Linked DNA regions of Homo sapiens: region 1 is linked to region 2. The links are chromatin loops, found by intact Hi-C in ENCODE. Cell type or tissue: PC-9. All regions are shown on one strand.

Region 1 (5,000 bases), 1.5 Mb after region 2:
GAGGCAGAGCTTCACTCTTGTTGCCCAGGCTGGTGTGTAGTGGCGCAATCTCGGCTCACTGTAACTTCTCCCTCCCAGGTCCAAGCAACTCTCCTGCCTCAGCCTCCTGAGTAGCTGGGATTATAGGTGCCCGCCACCATGCCCAGCTAATCTTTGTGTTTTTAGTAGACACGGGTTTCACCATGTTGGCCAGGCTGGTCTCGAATCCTGACCTCAAGTGATCCACCCACCTCGACCTCCCAATGTGTTAGGATTATAGGCGTGAGCCACCGGGCCCGGCCTACGCTGTATTCTCTTAATGGGAGCATTTGGTCCTTTTAAATTTAATGCAGTTACTAGTGCTTTGGGTTTAAATCTACAGTGCTTTCTATTTGTCCTGCCTACATTGCATTTAAACTGTTTTTTGTTTTTTTGTTTTTTTTTTTGAGACAGAGTCTCGCTCTGTCCCACAGGCTGGAGTGCAGTGGTGCGATCTCGGCTCACTGCAAGCTCTGCCTGCCGGGTTCACGCCATTCTCCTGCCTCAGCCTCCCGAGTAGCTGGGACTACAAGGCACCCGCCACCACGCCCAGCTAATTTTTTGTATTTTTAGTAGAGATGGGGTTTCACTGTGTTAGCCAAGATGGTCTCCATCTCCTGACCTCGTGATCTGCCCGCCTCGGCTTCCCAAAGTGCTGGGATTACAGGTGTGAGCCACTGTGCCTGGCCGCATTTAAACATTTTTTAAATTGACACATAATGTACATATTTATGGGGGCAGTGTGAAATCTAAATACATGTATACAATGTAATGATCAAATCAGGGCAATTAACATATCTATCCCCTCAAACATTTCTCATTTTTGTGTTGGGCACATTCAAACTTCACTTTTCTAGCTATTTAAAATTATACAATAAATTGTTCTTAATTATAGTCACCCTGTAGTACCCTTTGTCCTGCCTACATTGGATTTTTATATCATTCTTACCATCTGCTGGATTCATTTCTGTTTCTATTTTTTCCTGCTAACTTGGAAGTTACACTGTTTGGGCTCATATATTGATTACCCTACAGTTTTCAGCTTACATTCATGACTTAACACATTTTAATGTTAATTGCTGCTTTTTACCCCATTCCAATCTATTCAGAGATCTTAGAATATTTTATATCTATCCTCATACTTACACACTGCTAGATTGGTATATATATATTTTTTTACCTTTTTAATTTGCCAATCTTCTCTAGTGTTCCAATTTTAGTATATGTACTGCCGAAGAGAGCACAGGATTGGTGTATTTTTATTTTTTTTTTGAGATAGTCTCTCTCTCTTGCCCAGGCTGGGGTGCAGTGGCACAGTCTCAGCTCACTGCAACCTCTGTCTCCCGGGTTTAAGCGATTCTCCTGCCTCAGCCTCCCAAGTAACTGGGATTATAGGCGCTTGCCACCACGCCCGGCTAATTTTTGTATTTTTAGAAGAGGCAGGGTTTTGCTGTGTTGGCCAGCTGGTCTTGAACTCCTGACCTCAGGTGATGCACCCATCTCGGCCTCCCAAAGTGCTGGGATTACAGGCGTGAGCTACCGTGCCCGGCCTGGTGTATTTTAATTCTCTGTATGTTTTCAGCCCCATAAGACATTACTGTATCCAGTCAATCAATATTCTTTACTCGCATGTTTATAATTTAGTCATCATTTCTTTCTGCATCTCTAAGTTTCTATCTGGGATCATTTCGTTCTGCCTAAAGAATGCTATAGTATTTCCTTTAATGTGGGTCTGTTGGTGATGCATTTCCTTGGTTTTTGTGTGTCTGGAAATGTCTATTTCACCTTTGTTCTAGAATTCTAGATTGGTGGTTATTTTCCTTTCCACGCGTTGATATGATTTTGTTGTGTTCCGACTTCATTGTTTCTGTTGGCAGTTTTGTTCTTATTCCTTTGAAGGCAGCCTGCCTTTGTTTTCCTCTGGCTGCTTTTAGGAGTTTCTCTGTTTTTGGTTTTCTACGGGTTCGTTTAGATGTGTCTTTAAGTGTGAATTTTTTACATACTCTGCTGGGGATCACAGGTCTTGAGCGTGGGGCTTGATGCCTTTCAGTGGTTTCTCTTCGGCGAATCCTCCCCTAGACCATGTGCTGCCTCCACGAGACCATCAGTTTCAAGGGATTAGGGATGTCTGTTTTGACTCCTGCTTTATGTTCCCAGTACCCGGAATAATGCCTGGATATTACCAGTGCAGACCCTTGGTAAATAATGTGGCTACGTTTTACTTGAATTATATTGATTCTGAATGATGTAGCATTAATTGCATTAATAACTCACTTTTTAAGTAATGTAGTTTAAGGTGAGCAATGTGACAAAATGTGAAATGTTGAACATTTTAAGAAAATACAATGCCTTGAAAGCTCCTCATAGTTGTAGAGTATATTCGTGTTACTGCCACCTGGTGGCGCCCTTGCACTGCTCCACAGGTGCCCAGCGCAGTTTGTCAGCACCTTGCGGCTGTTGTCCTTTGTTACACGTTTTCATCATGGAAGGCTTTTGCAATGGCGCATCGCGTATTACATAGGACCACGTGTGTATATTTACACCATAAGTGAATGAAAGCCAAGAGGGGTCCTCCCGTCACACACCTGAGGACACTGGCCCAGAGAGGCATGGGACTTGCCAAAAGTCTTGCAGCAAGGCAGCCGCAGAGCCCTGTTAAAACCTAAGCCTCATGGCTCAGCCCTGGGCTCTGCACCCAGCACTGCATGTGTCCCCTGGAGGTGCTGCCCCTTTTAGTTTCGCCCTGTCCTGGGGACTGGAAGGTAGGGACTTGGGGACTGTGGGCATTTCACCTGCCCCGGCACTTCTGTAAGCCCTACTCTGCTGCTGCCCATGCTGCCATGTCAGGGGCCCCTGGGTGAGGGTCCTGTGTGTGCCTGTGAGGAGACAATGCAAAATCCATGCCTCCATTCAGTCACTATGGCTAGACTGCTCGTTCTGTGCCATGGACCGGGCTCTCATTCAGACACTGCCCCTGGGGATGGCGGCTGTTACATTTGAGCTCCCTGAATGCAGAGATCATGGCATGGACCAGGTTTGTTTGGTCAGCACACACTTAATAGGTACCTTCGCTGTGGTGGCAGCGATGAGCCACATCGGCAGAGTCCGTGTCCCCACAGAGCGTGGCCTTGCAGGATGAGTGACAGTTGGTTGCCAGGTGGACCTGAGCAGGGGGAGGAGGAGGGCTTGGCAGCAGAGGGAGGGACAGTCAGAGCACAGGTGCCGCAGCAGGGGCTGAGCCGGGGTTGCAGGGCCTGTGGCTGGAGCTGGGTCAGGGCTACACTCTGGAGATTCTCGTGCCCTGCTGTCCAAGGCCCCGGCCTTTCCTCTGAAGTTCCCTGAACCTTGAGTGCTGAGCCTGTTCTCTCCGAGGGCTAACATGCCTCCCCTGCCTCTGACCTCGGTTCATGCCCACCTGCCCCTTTCAGCAGGTGGCCAAGGGCTTGCAGATGGCTTCATCCCTGGTTCTCTTGGTGTCACGTGCAGGGACCAGTTGTCTTCCAGAGTCCTGGGCTCCTTGAGGTCCCGGGCTGTTCCTCACCTTGTCTGTCTCTGAGCCCGTGACCTCTCCCTGAATGTGCAGGGGTCTTAGGATGAGGCTGGTGTGCATGGCGGGTTGAGGGGTAATAAGAGGAAGAACTGGGGGGATGTGTGGGGTAGAGGGGTGCTTCTTTCCCATGTCTGTGTTCACAGATGTGGCTCCTAAGGGGAGGTCTTGGGGCTCAGGCCTGTACCCAGCCCACGGTGGAAAGAAGCATGGACTGGGGCTTGGCCGGGAGGGGTAGCGGTAGAGGGGGCTCAGGGCAGGGACTGACCTGCCATCCTCACCTGCATTGGCAGTGACATCCTATACCCCAAGGACTCGTCCAGCCCTCACAGCGGCGTGCCTGCTGAGGTGCTCTGCAGGGGCCGAGACTTCGTTGTAAGTACCTTGGGTTCTCTGGACTCACGGTGGGGGCGTGGGAAGAGGGGGGCAGCGGTGCAGGGCTTCTGAAGACCGGGGCCCGGCAGAGGCTCCAGGTGGAGGCGGGTGTGTGAGGAGGCCCTGGCCTCTGCCTTTCTCCTCCTTCCTCTCAGAAGCCTGGAGTCTCGGGCTGGAAAGAACCTTCCAGTTCCTCTAGCGCAGTCGGGGGGTGGGTCAAGAAGCACGTTTCATTCGGCCTGAGTGGTGGTTTAGAAATATTGCCTTGGTTGTCAGATTTTATAAATTGAAATTTTGATGTAAAAAAAATCTTGATGCTAGACAGATGTCTAGCTGTCAAGGGTAATTGGACTCCCTGACACCCCTGGGGCCACTTCCCCACAAGGCGCTGGCGGTCTCCAGTTCACCACAGTCCCAGGTGCCTTTGCCTCCCTTGTGCCTGTCCCTGGAGTTTGGGACTCCTGAGCTGGTGTCTCCCTTCTTCCCATCACCCCACCCATGGCCTCCCTCCCAAGGCCTGGAACTCCATGCAGCTGGGAGCCACAGTCTTCCTAGGCTTGGTGCTGGCTGAAACGTGCTGCCCAGGAGCTGTCCCACACCCCTTGGCACGCTGGTGTGCCGTCCCAGTCACAAGGCAGCCCTTAAGCTGAAGGAAGCATCTGCCTCTTCTCTTCCTGAAGGAGCCTCCCCAACTCCTCTGGGCAGTCGGTGTCCAGGTGCCCGAGCAGCATCTTTGCTCCTAGGGGTCAGCATGTAACAATCACCACTCCCAGGCTTGCCTCCCCAGATACAGTGCCGTTTGCCCCCAGCTGCCCCTGCCCGCCCCGCTCCAGTGTGTAGACACTGTCAGAACTGGCGGCTTGGTGGGGGTGTGGTCCAGTCTATGTTAGCGTAGGTGATAGTCATCCATTCCCTGTGTCTCTCAGCCAGCCACCCTTCTCTCTCCCAGTCACCCCACAAATCTAATCAGAGTGCAGGGGAGCTGTTGAGGCAGAGTGGGGGCTGCAGGGGGCTGAGAGCTTCTGGAAGGATGGGCGGCCTCCAACCAGCCATTAGCAGC
Region 2 (5,000 bases):
ATTTCCTAGCATAAAGTTCTTATAACATGCATCTGAGGACCATTAGGGAGATGGTCTACCTACTGGGCACCTTTGAAAGAACCGCTTTCTCTGAAAAGCAGAAACAAGTATTAGGTGCTTACATTGAGGGGAAAAAAAATCTTAGACCAACATACTTTAAACAGGCTTGTGGGTAAGCTAACAGGAACAGGTTAAAAAGTGACCACAAGTTGCCAGTAAAAGCTTTTTGGTTAAGATGTGGGCTCTGGGGAACAGACAGACTTGCTCCTCAGGGGCAGTGTATGGTGGTAGGTGGACTGGGTTTTCATGTTCTCACGTAGAATACTTAGATTACAGTCCACCATTGTTTAGGTAAACTAAGTCAAGAGTAGCCCAAATCATTGTTCTTCCTGGATGTTCCACAGAGGGTGAAGCCAGAGGAGGAAGTGCTGGGGTCAGGGAGCAAAAACACTTAAGTTGTGACTGAGACAAAGGTCCTAAGTTTGACAAGTCAGTAGAATTAAGCACCCCCTGGAAGCAGCAAATCCTGTGGTGAAGAAACCTGAACTACTCCTATCCTTTAAAAGTCACATTCTGATTTCTGTAGACATATTGATCAAACTCAGCAGCAGTAGCATGCATTTCCCCAGGCTGTGGAAGCTTGCTGTGTGACTGACTTCTCTGGGCCTTGTTTGTGCAGTTGTGTCCGTGATGGCAGCAGATACTCTTGGGAAACGTTGGGGAAAAAAGGAATAGCAAAAACAATAGAAGGTTTCCTTAGGCTGGGGTCTTGATGCAGCTCTTAATCCTTACATTTTTGGTAGCTTCTTAAATTAATATTGAAAACAACAGTAATGTATTAAACCCAGGTACTGTGCTAAATGCTTCTATATGCATTTTTGGTTGAGGTTGTCAGAATCTTTACTGAACAAGTGGAGAAAAAGTCTCAGATTAACCAATTTTCCTAGGGTCACATAGCTAGTAAGTGCATAGTCAGGACTTGTACCCTGATGGTGTGTCTGACTCCAGAGCAACTCTCCTGCCCTCAAAGCTCTAGTTCTCCATACACAAAAGTCTAGTGTTTGCATGTTTAAGTTCATACATCAGGTGGAGACAGATTCTGTGTTTGTCTTTGCTCATTTCTACCTGCTTTGCCTCAGAGAGCTCCTCAACGCTGACCCAGTTCCATGAATATTCATTACAAGGTGGCAGGGAACTAACAAGTATTGAAGGCTCCTAAATTCCAAGCACCACACCAGGTTTTTTACAACAAACATTGTTAAATAAGTTAATGTTTTGTAACTTTTTTAAACAGCCTCTGGCACCTAGCAGGTGCTACAAAAGTATGGAATGAACAAAGACTAAGACTCTTTAACAGCAACTTATAAGGGATCTAATGACAGATTGCTATTATTGATATCCTGGTTCTGTCACTTAACAGTTGTGTGACTTCAGCAAGTCATATAATGTCTATGAGCTTTTTTATTTTTTAAATGAGGATAACACTTGTACCTACATCAGTGAGCAGTTTTGAGGATTAAATGAGACAAGTGCTTAGAACAACTCTTGGCATGTAGTAAGTGCTCAGTGTATGTTTGCTATTGTCGATAGTCTTCACCAAATCCCTGTGAGATAGTAATTTAAATATTTCATAGTTTTATAGATATGCCTCATATCTCTTAATTGGTAAAGGTAGGATTTGAATCTAGACCTCTGAGACTCATCAGTGCTTTTTCCATTAAACCATCTTCAGCAGGCAGCTTTCCATAAACCTTCCTGCCCTTGCCCCATGGCACACACACATACTTGGAAAAATATCTCCTCTAACTAGGCATTTATAACCATTCATTCAACCTTATGGATAAAAACATACCTTTGTTTCTTATTTATTGCAGCACTCATGGTTCACTCTCTGGTCTAGGACTGATGGGAATAAAAGAGGAAGAAGAAAGCGCTGGCCCAGGCCTGTGTTCGTGAGTCGGCCTGCCATGTTTCCATGTGCCATTTCTTACCCCTTGTAGGCAATGGCAAAGAATGTGGTCAGGCTGTAGCCTCCCCAACCAGCAGACAGCTTTATGGAAACTTGGTATAGCAGCTAAAAGAGTTTAGTTTGTTTATATGGCATGTATAAGTTTTCAATAAATGCCTAAAGTTCAAGCATAGTATGGGGATGTCCACAGATTGTTTCTTTGTGTCATTGAGTTTATGTGCATAGGTGCGGTACAAGGTGCTCATTCCATGTAGCACCCCTATTACGTGGTATATACTGCTAAGGAAACCAAGAGGAGTGATTACTCAGAAAACCAGCCGATTATGCAATTTGTCAAAGTTGTAATGTCTGTGAAGCAAATTTCTTTAAACTGTTTTCTTATTGACAACTCTTAAAAAATTGAAGGACAATGATAGCTGAACTGAGAAATCTGGCAAGTCCACCAGGCAGTGGAGTGGAAGATTCTTTTAGTTTTTTTAACCAGCCCTGGAAACCCCTTCCATTCCACGTTTAGGAATCCTCCTTCCCTTCAGAACATGACTGCAGTGCCACCCTTCACCAGTAGGTGCCTCCATCACACCATCTCTCCCTCTAGGAACTGGAAACTTGAAATTCAGTAAAAGCCGTTTTAATCAACTCTCAAACTGATAACAATCTGTGTTGGAAAGGACATGGGGCATAGGCACCCAATTCCAAAACTACTAGAAATATTAACTGCCCTCCAGAAAAGATGAATCTGGCATACAGTATGTATCATACCCAAAAACCTCGTAAATTGCTCTGTACACTGAGACCCTGCAATTCTACAGCATTATCCTAGGATACTAGGATAGCTACACAAAAACATGTAATGAAGGAGCTATCAGAGGGTTATTACAATGGAGTTCTAGGTAGCCAGTTCTAATGTGTGTGTGAGAGAGAGTAAATAAAATCTTCGGTGAAAGAGATCTTCAAGAAGAGGCAGTAGACCTCTGGATCCAGAATGCTTGACTTTGAATCCCAGCTTTTTAAATTATTGTGTGAACTTGAATAAATTGCTTAACATTTCTGTGCTTGGGATAATAATGGTATGTATCCGAGAGGATTACAGATTAGTGAGATTATACATTCACAGTACTGTATATTATTTGTTGTATGAAGTCTGGAGGGATACAGAATAGCATGTAGTTTGAGTACACTTTTGTAGGAGAAAATATACAAAGCTATACATAGGCTTCTAACAAAACCTGCAAGGCTATATGCCAAAACGTTAATAGTATTTATCTATGGCTAGTGCCATTGACAAATCAGGTTTTAACAAATGCTTTTCTGTTGTAGACTCGATTTTTTTTAACATTCAACATATATTGCTTTTATAATTGGAAAATAATTCTTACCACCTGCTGTCAGGAGAAGAAAAGAAGAGAAAGATAATTCTACTTAAAATTAACTCTTAGGGTTGGGCAGTTGGAGCAGTGTTTAATCTTATAAATGTAGCTTCATAAGATCTGGTCCTATATGAAAGTTTAAATGTAGCTTCTGTAAGATCTGGCCCTATGTGGAACCAGAACTGAAGAGCTTGACTTGGGATCAGACACCGCAACTTGATTCAAGTCCCTTCATCAGGAGGAAAGTTCCCTAGGTGAATTGCCAACTTCCGCTGCAAGGCCCTGAGAACAACTTGAAACTGACAGTGTTGTTGGGTTCCTTCCTGCCCAGCTGAGCTCCAAAGCTGTGAGAGCTTAGCTGCTGTTTACCTCTTGAGGCTCAAGTCCTGAGAGATAAATTAAGTGTCTGCCTCGGATATGAAGAGGCCTGGGTTGGAGCTTCACCTCCCACACACACCTGAGTATTTTGGGGCAAGTCACTTAACCTCATTTGAGGCTATTTCCACAGCTGTATAAAATAAGGAAATAACTATTTTGATTATTGAGACATTTGTGGAAAATAACACAGTAATGCACTATGTGTGAATTAATTTCCCTCTCTGGGCCTGTTTCCTCACCTTTAAAATAGGGGAAATTAGTACTTCATAAGGTTATGAGGATTAAACTAGGAAAAGTCAAGATTGAGTGCTGAATAAATGACATACTATTTTACTAGGGATCATCTCCCTGTACCAAGAGCACTCCACTTGCTCTCAAGAATAGCCAAGGCCATCTTTTTCTTAGGAAAAAGGGTAGGGGTGGAGGTTTCCCCAGGGATCCAACTCCAGAACTCTGCAGAGATGGGCCTGCACTACAAGGCCTCTGAGACTTCAGTCTGCACACTCTGTTCTTTAGCCTGATGCTCCACCTTTTGGAAGCCAAAGCTGCCAACTTGGCCTCTTGCAAAACACACATTCCATTCATAAGTGCGTTTGTGCATTTTTCCTCCCACACCCTTCTAGGCAGCCAGCGCAGAGCTGCCAAGGCAGCTGCTGGAGAAGCAGCTTCTTATGGGGGAAAAGCAACTCCAAGGGCTTTTACAGAACTCATGGTTTAGGCTTTGAACACATTACTCCCATTTTCTGGTCTCCTTGACCATAGGGGGGGTTGTTCATTTCTTTTTGCCCCCCTTTTTGTAAATAACCTCTTCCCTATTAAAAGGAAACCTATTAATGAAAATTTGAAAAATACAGAAAAATTTAAATCACAACTGATCCCACCATCAACAGTCAATGACTGCCAATATTTTATAATCGATCAACTTTTTCCATGATGATAGAAATTCTATTATTCAAAAGCAGAGTTTTAATAGCTGTGTAATATTCTAGCATTGATGTATGCCATAATTTCTAAAACAGTCCCTTTTGTTGACCTTGGAAGTTGTTCCCAAATGATGCTGCCAGTGATATCCTTGCACATACATCCTTGGGAGATATTTCTTTTAGGAAAAGTGCCTAAGTGAAATTATTGGGTTAAAGAGTACGAACACATGCTTTTAACTCCAGAAAGGATTTTACTGTTTACTAGCATAGATTTCTTTCAAATTTTTGCCATTTAAAATTTTTCATTGTATATTTAATGTCTGCTTATTTGAATACCCTTTAGATTGGCATCCTGCTTTTTTT

What was found. Peaks named below come from ENCODE experiments on the same cell type or tissue, not always from the same donor. Only the 100,000 strongest peaks of a DNase experiment are listed, where the experiment ranks them.
Region 1: a loop joins it to region 2, with 18 times the contacts of the local background. A loop is called at or near these places in 2 of 110 quality-filtered maps.

Annotation. Positions count from the first base shown.
Region 1 is chr16:22,318,992-22,323,991 of GRCh38, forward strand. It overlaps POLR3E (RNA polymerase III subunit E), which reads left to right. Exons shown (of 21, transcript NM_018119.4): 14 at 3,859-3,940. Among named protein-coding and RNA genes, the nearest start is that of POLR3E, 24 kb to the left of the region's middle. RefSeq lists enhancers at 2,721-3,268, 3,269-3,818. In PC-9, CTCF peaks have their summits at 2,437 (motif pointing left) and 2,637; a DNase peak (open chromatin) is centred at 2,450.
Region 2 is chr16:20,847,525-20,852,524 of GRCh38, forward strand. REXO5 (RNA exonuclease 5) reads left to right here. Exons shown (of 20, transcript NM_030941.3): 20 at 1,875-2,141. The coding sequence ends at 1,956. Among named protein-coding and RNA genes, the nearest start is that of REXO5, 43 kb to the left of the region's middle. In PC-9, CTCF peaks have their summits at 2,531 and 2,737; a DNase peak (open chromatin) is centred at 4,297; H3K27ac peaks cover 1,289 bases.